Regions from separate parts of the Homo sapiens genome. Here region 1 is linked to region 2. The links are chromatin contacts, found by Hi-C in ENCODE. All regions are on one chromosome and are shown on one strand. Each heading gives the region's core, a stretch centred on a gene start or an enhancer-like site at or near the end of the contact. The rest is flanking DNA. Distances are from core to core; before and after follow the strand shown.

What was found. A loop is a pair of places that touch in the nucleus more often than their neighbours do. Pooled maps may share reads with other maps.
Region 1: a loop to region 2 is called in a pooled map of ovary, with 10 times the contacts of the local background. The contact joins the promoter of YOD1 here to the enhancer-like site in region 2. A Hi-C loop is called at or near these places in 1 of 168 maps with a recorded cell type or tissue (gastrocnemius medialis) and 2 of 50 pooled maps.

The regions. Positions count from the first base shown.
Region 1 is chr1:207,046,758-207,052,870 of GRCh38, reverse strand. It overlaps YOD1 (YOD1 deubiquitinase), which reads left to right and starts at 1,663. Exons shown (of 2, transcript NM_018566.4): 1 at 1,663-2,183; 2 at 3,148-6,113. The coding sequence starts at 1,841. The coding sequence ends at 3,851. It also overlaps a transcript of PFKFB2 not described here. RefSeq lists enhancers at 1-305, 1,529-2,099.
Region 2 is chr1:203,263,105-203,269,335 of GRCh38, reverse strand. It overlaps LOC124904486 (a long non-coding RNA gene), which reads left to right. Exons shown (of 2, transcript XR_007066798.1): 2 at 1-2,222. Among named protein-coding and RNA genes, the nearest start is that of LINC01353, 21 kb to the left of the region's middle. Within about 2 kb of position 1,860, at least 35 of the 41 ENCODE cell types and tissues checked have a DNase peak (open chromatin) inside an H3K27ac peak, as active enhancers do; they include gastrocnemius medialis, where a contact is called at or near this core.

The DNA.
Region 1 (6,113 bases), core at 414-2,913, 3.8 Mb before region 2:
TGGGAACGTAAGCTTTAAAGATGTTTTTGCTAGAATAAACTACCACAACACTTGAGCTAATTATGCCTTAGGGTGTATACATACCCGGCTCCACAGGTCAGACGCTGTGACCTAAGAAAATCAACCACTCTCATCGTTGAACCAGAAGCTTCCCTGGACCCACCCATACACCCCATTGGAGTTTTTTTTGTTTTGGTTTGGTTTGGTTTTTGTTTTTTGAGATGGAGTTTTGCTCTTGTTGCCCAGGCTGGAGTGCAATGGCACGACCTTGGCACCGCAACTTTTGCCTCCCGTGTTCAAGCGATTCTCCTGCCTCCCAGTATCTAGAATTAAAGGCATGGACCACCACGCCCAGCTAATTTTGTATTTTTAGTAGAGACGGGGTTTCTCCATATTGATGAGGCTGGTCTCGAACTTCTGACCTCGGGTGATTCACCCGCCTCGGCCTCCCAAAGTGCTGGGATTACAGGTGTGAGCCACTGCGCCCGGCCACCCCGGTGGACTTCTAACCACTCCTACCTTCCCTCCTACCTACCCCCTAACCCAGGCTGTATCATCCGTTGCAGTCGTCTTGAAGAACCAAGGAGGAAAATTGCACCAGCAAAAAAAAATTGAGTCATGAAAGATGTGAAAAGATGGAAACATTACATATAATTTATTCAGAAGCAAAGTCTTTTACAGTGGAGGTGAGTTTGCACCAAGTGAACTACACTTTTCATAGTTGCCCCAGCGGGCCCGTTTGATGCTTGATAAACCCACTCTTGGCAAGTGGGACTTGCTGTCTGAATCCCGGCTGGATAAAGAACAATGAGTATGGATTTCTTGGAAAAGAGAGATATAAATTCAGGGATGTCTTTATTCCTCCTTCGCCTGGGAATTAAACTAATTCTTCCAAAAGTTCAAACAGTTATCTCCTCTTTAAGGCTTTTTACAACTCCCAGAGTGCTCTAGTTGCCCTCTCTATGTCTATACAACTCTGTCTTTATTCATTCAGCCAGTATTTGTTGAACACTTTTTATTTGCGAGGCACAGTCCTGGGTTCTAGGCATACACGTTTGAAAAGGTACAGATAATCTAGCATTATCACGTTGCTTTGAAATTCAGTGGCTGTGTGTCTCACACCCCACCCTGTCTCCCAACTGCAATGAATACTTGTTACAATGAAGGCAGGAATGAAGTCTTCATATTTGTATGCCCAGGAACTGAACTGGAATCTGATGACACGCGTTACACGACTCCTCCTTACACTGCCACCACCTGAATGAGGCAGCTGCCCTGGGCCCAGATGCTGACCTCATACTGTGCTTTCTGAAGTGGCAAATAGACGTTTTCAAGCACAGTCCCAGGGAGGCAGAAAGGCCAGTCTTTTGGCCCCTGGAACCCCAATGAGTCAATGTTTAATGCAGCCACGAGTCTAGTCACAAGTGTGATTGTTTTTGACTGGTCCTTTGACTCACTGACCATTCCTGGCATTCGTTTGCGTTGTGAACTATGATTCTGTTTCTCCTGGTGTAGTCTGGGTGTAGTGTGGAAGCCCCAATTTAATAATTTCCGACCTCACTAAGTGCAAGGTCACATTCCAATCTCCAGACCTTCATTCAGGAACTCCTTCCCCCGCCCTCTTTTCTTGAGCATATATGCTACCCACGCGGAGGGCACCTCACTCGCTCTATAGGTAGCAAGACCCGTTGTCCTTTAGGAATACGGAGGTTTACATCTTCGTTCTGAGGGTGGGGGAAAAATCAGTTGTCACTTTAAAAGAGTTCGCGCTTGCTAAGGTACTAAGGCAGAAGCCGCACCGAAGCGTCGCGATAACTGCAACCACCCGCAACTTCTCGCGATGTTTGGCCCCGCTAAAGGTCGCCATTTTGGAGTCCACCCGGCGCCTGGTTTCCCCGGCGGCGTCTCCCAACAGGCTGCCGGGACCAAAGCTGGCCCCGCGGGTGCCTGGCCTGTGGGCAGCCGGACCGACACGATGTGGCGGCTCCGCTGCAAGGCCAAGGACGGCACCCATGTTTTGCAGGGGCTGTCCAGCCGGACCCGGGTGCGGGAACTCCAGGGCCAAATTGCCGCCATCACCGGGATCGCCCCCGGCGGTCAGCGAATCCTCGTCGGATACCCTCCCGAGTGCCTGGATCTCAGCAATGGGGATACCATTCTGGAAGACTTGCCCATCCAATCTGGTAAGGAATCAGGGCTGGGGCCAGGGAAAGTCCCGGGAGGATGGAGAGGGGCGTGAGAGAGAACAAAACACCAGTCAAGGCAAGGTGGCTGTGAGTCGGCGGGGGGGCTTTGAGGCCAGGGGCGAGGATAGATCAAAGAACAGAGAATGCTGACGGGGGCCAGGGCAAGTGTCTAGCAACTCCTTGTCTTGACACAGGGTTGAAAGGGAACCCAAAGCCTTGAAGACCCCCTTCCCCATTCCGCTTTCTGGTCGGCTTTGAAACTATCCCATTTTGTTTTCCCTCGGCGTCCACAAAAATATAAAGTAGGGCCTATTTTCTCTGTCCTTATGTCTCTTTTTCCCTATATCACCGATGAGATCTCAAGGGTGCAGGATTTTTTTTTTCTTGATTCATTTTTGCAGTCCCCTTCGTAGATACTTCGTTTGACAGGCATACTCATTTTCGAGTTAGCTTTTAAAACACCCACTGAAAGCTCTTTCAATTTCTAACCAGCAGCAGTTATTTCTGTGCCATATCAAAACTTGAACATCAGTGTTTATAATTAAAAGCTTTCAGTTGCTGTATCAAGGATGTTGTAAACACTCTAGAGTAGATAAGTTTCCGGAGAAGGAGAACCCCCTAGCGGCCTACTCTGTAGTGAGCACCTTCTGTAAAATACTGTATAAGGAAAGGAAATTTTGTTTTTGAAATGTATCTTTTTAGGTAAGCTTGAAGTTGTTTACTCCAGACCCCTTCACTAAATTGGGATGCAACCTCAAGTGTTTTTTGTTCTTTTTTCATCTTTATGAAAATTCAGTGAACAAAGATTCTTACTGGTAACTTACTTGCAAAACTGTATTCTCCTTAGTAACCCCAGTTTATGCTTTAACTCCTTCAGTTTGTAATTTACAGACTTGGCTAGAGAACACTCGGTTTCTTCTGTAATTTCTTTGCAGATCGGGATTTGTTTTATTTTTAACAGGTGACATGCTGATCATTGAAGAAGACCAAACCAGGCCCAGAAGTTCACCTGCATTTACTAAACGTGGTGCTTCTAGTTACGTCAGGGAAACTTTGCCTGTGCTTACCAGAACCGTGGTCCCAGCAGACAACTCTTGCCTCTTTACTAGTGTGTACTATGTCGTCGAAGGAGGAGTCTTGAATCCAGCTTGTGCCCCTGAGATGAGACGCCTCATAGCACAAATTGTAGCAAGCGATCCAGACTTCTATAGTGAGGCAATACTGGGAAAAACAAATCAAGAGTACTGTGACTGGATCAAAAGGGATGACACTTGGGGAGGAGCAATAGAGATATCGATTTTGTCCAAGTTTTACCAATGTGAAATATGTGTAGTGGATACACAGACAGTAAGAATTGATCGTTTTGGGGAAGATGCAGGATATACCAAAAGGGTTCTGCTTATTTATGATGGCATCCACTATGATCCACTTCAGCGTAACTTCCCTGATCCAGATACACCTCCTCTGACCATTTTCTCCTCTAATGATGATATTGTTCTTGTACAAGCACTGGAATTAGCAGATGAAGCTAGAAGAAGGAGACAGTTTACTGATGTCAACCGCTTCACCCTGAGATGCATGGTATGTCAGAAAGGATTAACTGGACAAGCAGAAGCAAGGGAACATGCCAAGGAGACAGGCCATACCAACTTTGGAGAAGTGTGACCTATGCATGAATGAGGGTTGAAGCCTACTACCTCACACATCCAGAAGGCTCTGGGTTTTCCAATAAGCTATGGTAACCCTAAAGAACAAAGGATACAATGCTTGAACCATCCTTTTAACTTAAAACCACTAAGACACTGAAATTCCTTGTTAAGATTAAAATTAGTGTGCAAGTTTACAGATGTGTGTCTACAGTGGTAAACTGTACATACATGCCTCTTTCTGCTGGAGTGACAGAATAGGTGATCCTTGCCACCTACTGACACTGACCTGAAGGTTGAGATTGAGTATTATAAACTAGCACCCAGCAGCTTTAACTTGTAGAAGAAAGCATCACATTTTGGGTAATGTGGAAGGCCTCCTGTGAGTCCACTGGGCATACGATTGAGATTGAGTATTATAAACTAGCACCCAGCAGCTTTAACTTGTAGAAGAAAGCATCACATTTTGGGTAATGTGGAAGGCCTCCTGTGAGTCCACTGGACATTTACCACAGTGTCTCCAGTAACTGAGTCTTTTTAAAAACTCTGAATGAGTTAAGTTTCTAAATTATGAATTGATTCATCAAATGAAGATACTCAGAATTGTCCAAACTGATTTTATATTGCAATTTGGTAGACATTATAAATGTGTGCTTAACCACTGATAAGTACATCACAAGCAATTTTTACAGGGATGAGTCTCATCCTTGAGAATGTTATCACAAAACAGGAACTGATTGTGCCCTGTTTAAGATCTCTAGCATATAAAACGTAGAATGTATGAGGGAATAGGTGCCTGAGCAGCTTCCTGAAGCTTTAAAAGACCGTTGGCCTCGTGTTTTAATGCAATTCATGTATTGGTCTTTGTCACATTGGATAACATTTTAAAGTTAAGCAGGGTACTTTTTTAATTGAAATTCCTTGAAATTCGAGTCCTCAGTTTTTTCTTCATTTGCGTAAAGTTTATCGGGGGGAATTTAATTTTCTCAGCTTTTTGTTAAGAGCACTTCCTCCAAAAAATTTTTTTCAAGTAATAATGCTCTGCTTTGGGTTGGTTTTTGTAAGATTTTTTGCACACCTAAAGAGTGTTTGCTTTTGTGCTAGCCTTATCCCTCCACTAAAGTTATTTTAAATAATTTCACATTTCTGCAAATTAGCACTTTGCTTATCTGCAATCTTTTACTTTGATTTTTGAAGTTTTAAAGCAATTGGAGTAATACTGTTGAATGAACTAGTTTCACTTCCAAAATAGAAAAAATTGTAAATCCTTGCCTTATGCAGCTTTCTCAGAATTCTGCTTCTTCCTAGTACTAGATGTGTAGCCATTTGCTTAGTGGACTAATCCGCAAGGCACACCCTCTAAAACTTAGCTTCACTACAAGATCTTCCAGATAAAAGTTTTCTACCTCTTTTCTTAATTATTCTGATCAGGGATGCTAAATTATAATTTGTTATGTATTATCTCACATAATGTGAAGAGGCTTAATGTGAAGTTTTGTTATTTTGGTCTCTTTTTTATTAAGTATCTCACTTAGAAATTCAGTGGTATACTTTAAAGCACTTGGATCTTTTTCAGCATATCTGCCTAGCAAATGTTTTAAAATTGACATTTATTTTTAGCACTTTCACTTGGTGAAGGTGGCCATATAAAATTAAGGAACATTTGAACAATATAAGAGAAAAGAACTTTTAAGGAACAATTCACAAAGTTTGTTTGAAATTGTCAGATGACATTTCTTGAGTACCTTTTGTGTGCATAGTTATTTTAGACAATATAAGCTGTTATGGTCAGCATAACTTAAAAGTGTTTAGTTTTCTATTTTACTGAGCCTTAAAAATAGCACTGATGAGCTTATGATACTTAATGTTTGGCAATCATAATGTGTTCAAATTAATGGGATTGAAAATCTCTCCACACCTGACTCTCATCTGATCTGGATGGTTTTGGTTTTGTATCTTTTTTACTTCTCCCAGAAAATACTAAATTTAAAACTGTAAATTAAGAATATACCACTAGATAACAATTATCAAATTGAGCTTTATGCATCATTACTCAGAAAGCTTGCCTTCCTTTCTTTGCTACTTCAGGACACAGAGTTGACATTTGCTTACTACAGCTTTAGATCTAGAAGTTTATTCGTGCAACAAATATTTATTGAGTAATTTATACTGTGCCAGGCATGTTTTGATATGTTTCTGTCATATGTTTTGATATGTTCCAACATAAGTTTCTGTCACTTTATATTCAGTATATATTTTCTACAGTGGGTAAATTTAACAA
Region 2 (6,231 bases), core at 611-3,110:
CACTGGTTGTCTCAGCTTTGGGCAGTGAGGGTCCTTTACACAGCTAGGGAAAAGTTCCAGTCATTACATACTTCTACCAGCAGAGGACGCCACTTCCATACAAATAAGTGTTTCCTCTGCTATCTGATGCAGTTTTCATCAAAGCAGTCTAGGCTGGCAGGAAAGATCAGGTACATGACAGAGCAGAAAGTGCCTTCAGATTTGCACAGATAATAGGAGAGGGCAGAACAGGAAGAAACAGTGAGTTAAGCTGTTCAGGAAGCTTCGTGGGAGGTGAGGCCTTGAGCAGGGCACTCTAGCACCAGAAGGAGTATTGAGTGGAGATGGCATTCCCAGGGAAGCCACTACCCTAGGCAAGGTGACCAGGGCCTGAGCCAGGGCCGTGGCAGGGAGGCAGCCACGAGAGGGTATGAAGGACACCAAACACAGGGACAGGACTGATTTCAGCTGAGAGGTCTAGGAGGAGATCATGGGCCCACCAACATGGGGTAGACGTCAGGAAGGAGCACGTTTTTATAGGACAGAGCACACTTCTCCAACTGGTTTGACTGCCCTGTTACAATGTCCTCTGCAAGCCATCATTCTGTAGGATTCCTGTTTTGTGTGGATTCTAGAAACCAGTGAAATATTCAGAGGTGTTAATAGCATCAAGATTTCATTGGTTCTTTCCATTCTTTTTATTTTTATTTTTTGAGATGGGGTCTCAGTCCCTGCCCCAGGCTGGAGTGCAGTGGCACCATCACAGCTCACCACAGCCTCAACACCCCAGGGCTCAGGCGATCCTCCTGCCTCAGCCTCCTGAGTAGCTGAGACCATAGGTACGTACCACCATGCCTGGCTAATTTTACATATATACACATATATGTGTGTATATATAATTATATACGTATATATACACATATATACATATATAATTATATACATATATACATATATACACACACATATATGTGTATATATATACACACATATATATGTATATATACACATATGTATATGTGTGTGTGTGTGTGTGTATATATATATATATATATATATATATATATATTTGAAGAGACAGGGTCTCCTTACGTTGTCCAGACTGATCTTGAACTCCTGGGCTCAAGCGATCCTCCTGTCTCAGTCTCCCAAAGTGCTGGGATTACAGACGTGAGCCACCGCGCCTGGCCAGCTTTTTCCGTTTTGAGTAGAGACGGCAAGAAGCGCCCCACAGCTTGCCCTTGCTTCGGAACTCGGGGTTGTGAATCAGTCAGGATAGAAATTAATGGTGCAGTGGGAATAAAGAGGAATGTTAGATGATCTCGCAGGGGTGGGGGAGAACCCAAAAAGAAAGAACGAACGTGAAGAAGCCTAGCTCTCCGAGACTGGGGTTCAGTCCTTGCTGGAGAAAGTGCGTTGCAGCCCATTGAGGGCAGAAGAGTTCTCTGGGTTGTCCCTGGACAGAACCGGGCCACAGTCAAGAGAGCGAACATTGTGGGGAAGAGAACGGCAGGCCACGGCTCAGGGGCTGGAAGCCCCCTGCTGGGGTGCCCACAAAATTCCTCCGGAAGTTGCTGTTGGGGGATGCGCTGAACTCATGGCAAAGCCACCTAGGACTCACGCAGAACTTGCTGGGAAGCTGCCCCCGGGGAAGTGCGCATGCGGGACTTCGCAGGAAACTGGCTGGGTCAAGTCGGCTCCACCAGGAATCCACCCAAGACGGTGCGGCTGAACTCGCCACTGGGAAACTAAGTGGGACACCCACAGAACTAGCCGTGAAGATGCCTGCGGAAGTGCCCTGAAACTGAGCTGAGAACCCCGGGGGTTCAGAGTCCCGAAAGCAAGTAGGAAGGAAAGCTTAAAGAAACCGCAAGAGAAGTCTCTTCTTCTCTCTGTCCTCTAGCGCCCTCTACTGACACAGTTTAACACTGTGCCCGCTGGCAAGGGAGAAACGTTTGGAGCCAGAGAGTAATAAACTGGTAACTGGTACAGGATGTTAGCCAACTCCACTGAGGATGGGAGAGCTCTTCTATAAGCCCTTTTTGAAAAATAGTACTTGAGGACATAGTCCTGCCAGCTAAGAAACGAATCAAAATAAATAATTCAACAGAAAAAATGTAAAAGAAAAGGCAAAGAACAATCAAATCAATAAAACTAAATGAACGAAATAATTATAATTAATATAATATGAAACTAATCATTATTATTAAAATTAAATATAATAAATATTTCATGATTATAAATTGGGGTTTTTGTATCACAATTTACTTTGACAAAAACTGGGAGGTAGCAAAGAAAGAGTATACTATTAATAAAAAGTGAGAGGTGGCAAAATAGTATGCATGTATCTTATTGATCGATATGGCCTTATTCTTGATGTTAAGACATTTAGGCCGGGCGCGGTGGCTCACGCCTGTAATCCCAGCACTTTGGGAGGCCAAGGCGGGCAGATGGCCTCAGCTCACCAGTTCGAGACCAGCCTACGCCACACGGTGAAACCCCGTCTCTACTAAAATACAAAAAATTACCCGGGCCAGCCGCCCCTTCTGGGAGATGGGGGGGCGCCCCCGCCCGGCAGCCGCCCCATCTGGGAGGTGGGGGGCTCCTCTGCCCGGCCGCCCCGTCTGGGGGGTGGGGGGCCCCTCTGCCGGGCCGCCACGTCTGGGAAGTGAGGAGCCCCTCTGCTCAGCTGCCACCCCGTCTGGGAGGTGTACCCAACAGCTCATTGAGAATGGGCCATGATGACGATGGCGGTTTTGTCGAATAGAAAAGGGGGAAATGTGGGGAAAAAGAGAGATCAGATTGTTACTGTGTCTGTGTAGAAAGAAGTAGACATAGGAGACTCCATTTTGTTCTGTACTAAGAAAAATTCTTCTGCCTTGGGATGCTGTTAATCTATAACCTTACCCCCAACCCGGTGCTCTCTGAAACATGTGGTGTGTCAACTCAGGGTTAAATGGATTAAGGGCGGTGCAAGATGTGCTTTGTTAAACAGATGCTTGAAGGCAGCATGCTGGTTAAGAGTCATCACCACTCCCTAATCTCAAGCACCCAGGGACACAAACACTGCGGAAGGCCGCAGGGTCCTCTGCCTAGGAAAACCAGAGACCTTTGTTCACATGTTTATCTGCTGACCTTCTCTCCACTATTGTCCTATGTCCCTGCCAAATCCCCCTCTCCGAGAAACACCCAAGAATGATCAATAAATACTAAAAAATTAAAAAAAAATTAGCCAGGCGTGGCAGCGTACGCCTGTAATCCCAGCTACTTGGAAGGCTGAGACAGGAGAATCACTTGAACCTGGGATGCGGAGGTTGCAGTGAGCCGAAAGCATGCCACTGCACTCCAGCCTGGGCGACAGAGCGAGACTCCATCTAAAAAAAAAAAAAAGGAAGTTAAGAGATTTTAAAAATAAAAGGTATCAGCCAGGTGCAGTAGTTCACCCCTATAATCCCAGCATTTTGGAAGGCCAAGGTGGGAGGATTGCTTGAGCCCAGGAGTTTGAGACCAGCCTGGGCAACATATTGAGAACCACCCCCCACCCCCATCATCTCTACAAAAAAGATAAGTTGCCGGGCAAGATGGTGCGTGCCAAGCTGGTAGTCCCAGTCCTCGGAGGTTTGAGCCCAGGAAGTCAAGCCTGCAGTGAGCCAAAATTGAGTCACTGCACTCCAGCCTGGGCAACAGGGAAAGAACCTGTCTCAAAAATAAAAAGATAAAAAATAAATAAAAGTTATCCATCCGCTAATAGAATAAAAGCTGAATGGAAAATTCCCAAGAACCTAGAGAGAAAGAGTAAGAAAAAAATGGATTAATATAGCAAAAGACAAGAAAATAATAAAGAGGAACAAAAGATATATAATGTGTAACATAAAATTACAGTAGGTAAATCATGCTAGTAATGATAAGCAATGTGAATGTTTTTATAACACAGGTTTAAAGCAAAATATTTTTGAATGGTTACAAAATAATAATATAGGCAAAGATATACAAAGTAGATGAAATTTACACAAAAAACAGAACGTAAAATTTAAGACAAAAAAGCAATGGCTGGGAAATAGAAGGCATAAAATATTCACCATGTGTTTATAACCATTATAAACCTTAAGACATTAAATAATGCTATCTCAAAAGATAAAATGTGAAATATATCAAAAATTCAGGAGTTGCCTAAACCACAAATCATATAGGAGAAGAGAAATTTTTAAATACTGCTCTCAGCTGTCGAAGATTGAGTTTTTGAAAGAATAAACTAAGATACAGAAATGGCAGCTTCTGGCAATAGCAAATTAGCTAATTTGGACCAACCCTCCTGCTAACGACAGTGAGGTGAGCTGAATGCTTGCTTGAAAGCATAGGAGCCCTGACAAAATAGTACAGAATCCTGGGCTAAGATCCGGAAGAAAGCGGATATCCTGACAGGTGAGCTGCATTTGGGCCACTTTTGACCTAACAATATTTGCCAATCAAGAAAAGACAGCTGAGAGGTTGAACATTATTCATGAGAGCCACATGGGGTTAGGGGATAAAAGTTGGAGTCTCCGGGCACAGTGGCTCACGCCTGTAATCCCAGCACTTTGGGAGGCTGAGGCGGGTGGATCACAAGGTCAGGAGTTCGAGACCAGCCTGACCAACATGGTGAAACCCCATCTCTACTAAAAATACAAAAATTATCCGCATATGGTGGCGCATGCCTATAATCCCAGCTACTCATGAGGCTGAGGCAGGAGAATAGCTTGAACCTGGGAGGCGGAGATTGCAGTGAGCCAAGATCACACCACTGCATTCCAGCCTGGGTGACAGAGCGAGACTCCGTCTAAAAAAAAAAAAAATTGGAGTCTAGAACCCACCAAGGTGGGGGCCCTGATAACACCCCACACCCCGCCCTGACACATACTGTGGGTTGGAATCCAAAACAGCTGCATCCCAAGAGCAGGTCATCTATTCCCTGCATGCTGCAGCCCAGCTTCCAGTCATCTGGGCGGCCCAGAAAAACCTCAATTTTTAAAGCTGGATTAAACTTACTCCAGACTGCCAACTACCAGGACTCCTAGGCTTGTTAGGCTTGGAAGAAGCAAATAAAAATCATCTCTGGAAGAAAATGACATCATCCCAGGCCTCAATTATTCCTACAGTTTTGCAAGCACAATGTCCCGAACATAATAAAAAAACAACTGGGGGCGTTCTGCTCCCACTTAAAAAATCCTGCGAGAACATGGCTCTCATTATAACATCACGTGACAGCTGGAACACCTACAGCAGCATAGATTTTAAAAGCCATCAGAGAGCAGAAGTGAGGCTGCAAACAGAACAAAGCAAAACAAAAATAAGTTAATTAAAATTCCAGAAAGTAATAAGTAATTCAAAGTAATAAGTCATTCCCACAGCCACTTTCAGAGGAGGGAAAGGAGGCCACCCTTGATCAGGGTAAAAAGAAACCAGTGTGGGCTAGCATACTGGGCCAGGGTCCCAACAAGCCCCAGCCGTGAAGAGAGTCTGCACCTGCTCACCAAGCCGCACCACAGACCTTCCCAGGGTGTGAAAGTTGAGGGCAGAGAATCGAGAGACTCTCTCCTCAGGCGGACACACACAGGGCCTGCTGAGGACAGGGTCGTTAACTGAGAGAAACCCTCTGAGAAACTGGGCCCTCTCGGAGGCTGCCTGAGATGGGACAGGACAGGAGGGCTGAGAAAGACCTTCCTGAGGAAAGACACGCAGAGTCTGCTCAAGCTGGGAACAGGAAAGGAGAACTGAGAAAGCCGCTCACAGACACTCTGGTCTTTCAGTGAATATACTGACTTGGCGCTCCACCGCTAGGGACAGGAATCAGGGTGGAGAGAGATCTCCCAAAGCACAGAAGGCCAGGGGTTGGATTACAGAGCAAAGAAATCTTCCCAAAGATCCAAAAGCTAGCAGCCAATCTTTAGAGTCAGGTGGCATATGCCCACAGTTCAAAAAGCTAGCAGCTGGACTGTACAGCATAAAGAAATTTCTGAGACCAGGCATGGTGGCTCGTGCCTGTAATCCCAGCACTTTGGGAGGCCAAGTCTGGTGGATCATGAGGTCAGGAGTTTGAGACCAGCCTGGCCAACACAGTGAAACCCCGTCTCTACTAAAAATACAAAAATCAGCCAGGTGTGGTGGCATGCATCTGTAGTTCCAGCTACTTGGGAGGCTGAGGCAGGAGAATCGCTTGAACCCAGGAGGCAGAGGTTGCGGTAAGCCCAAGTCGCGCCACTGCACTGCAGCCTG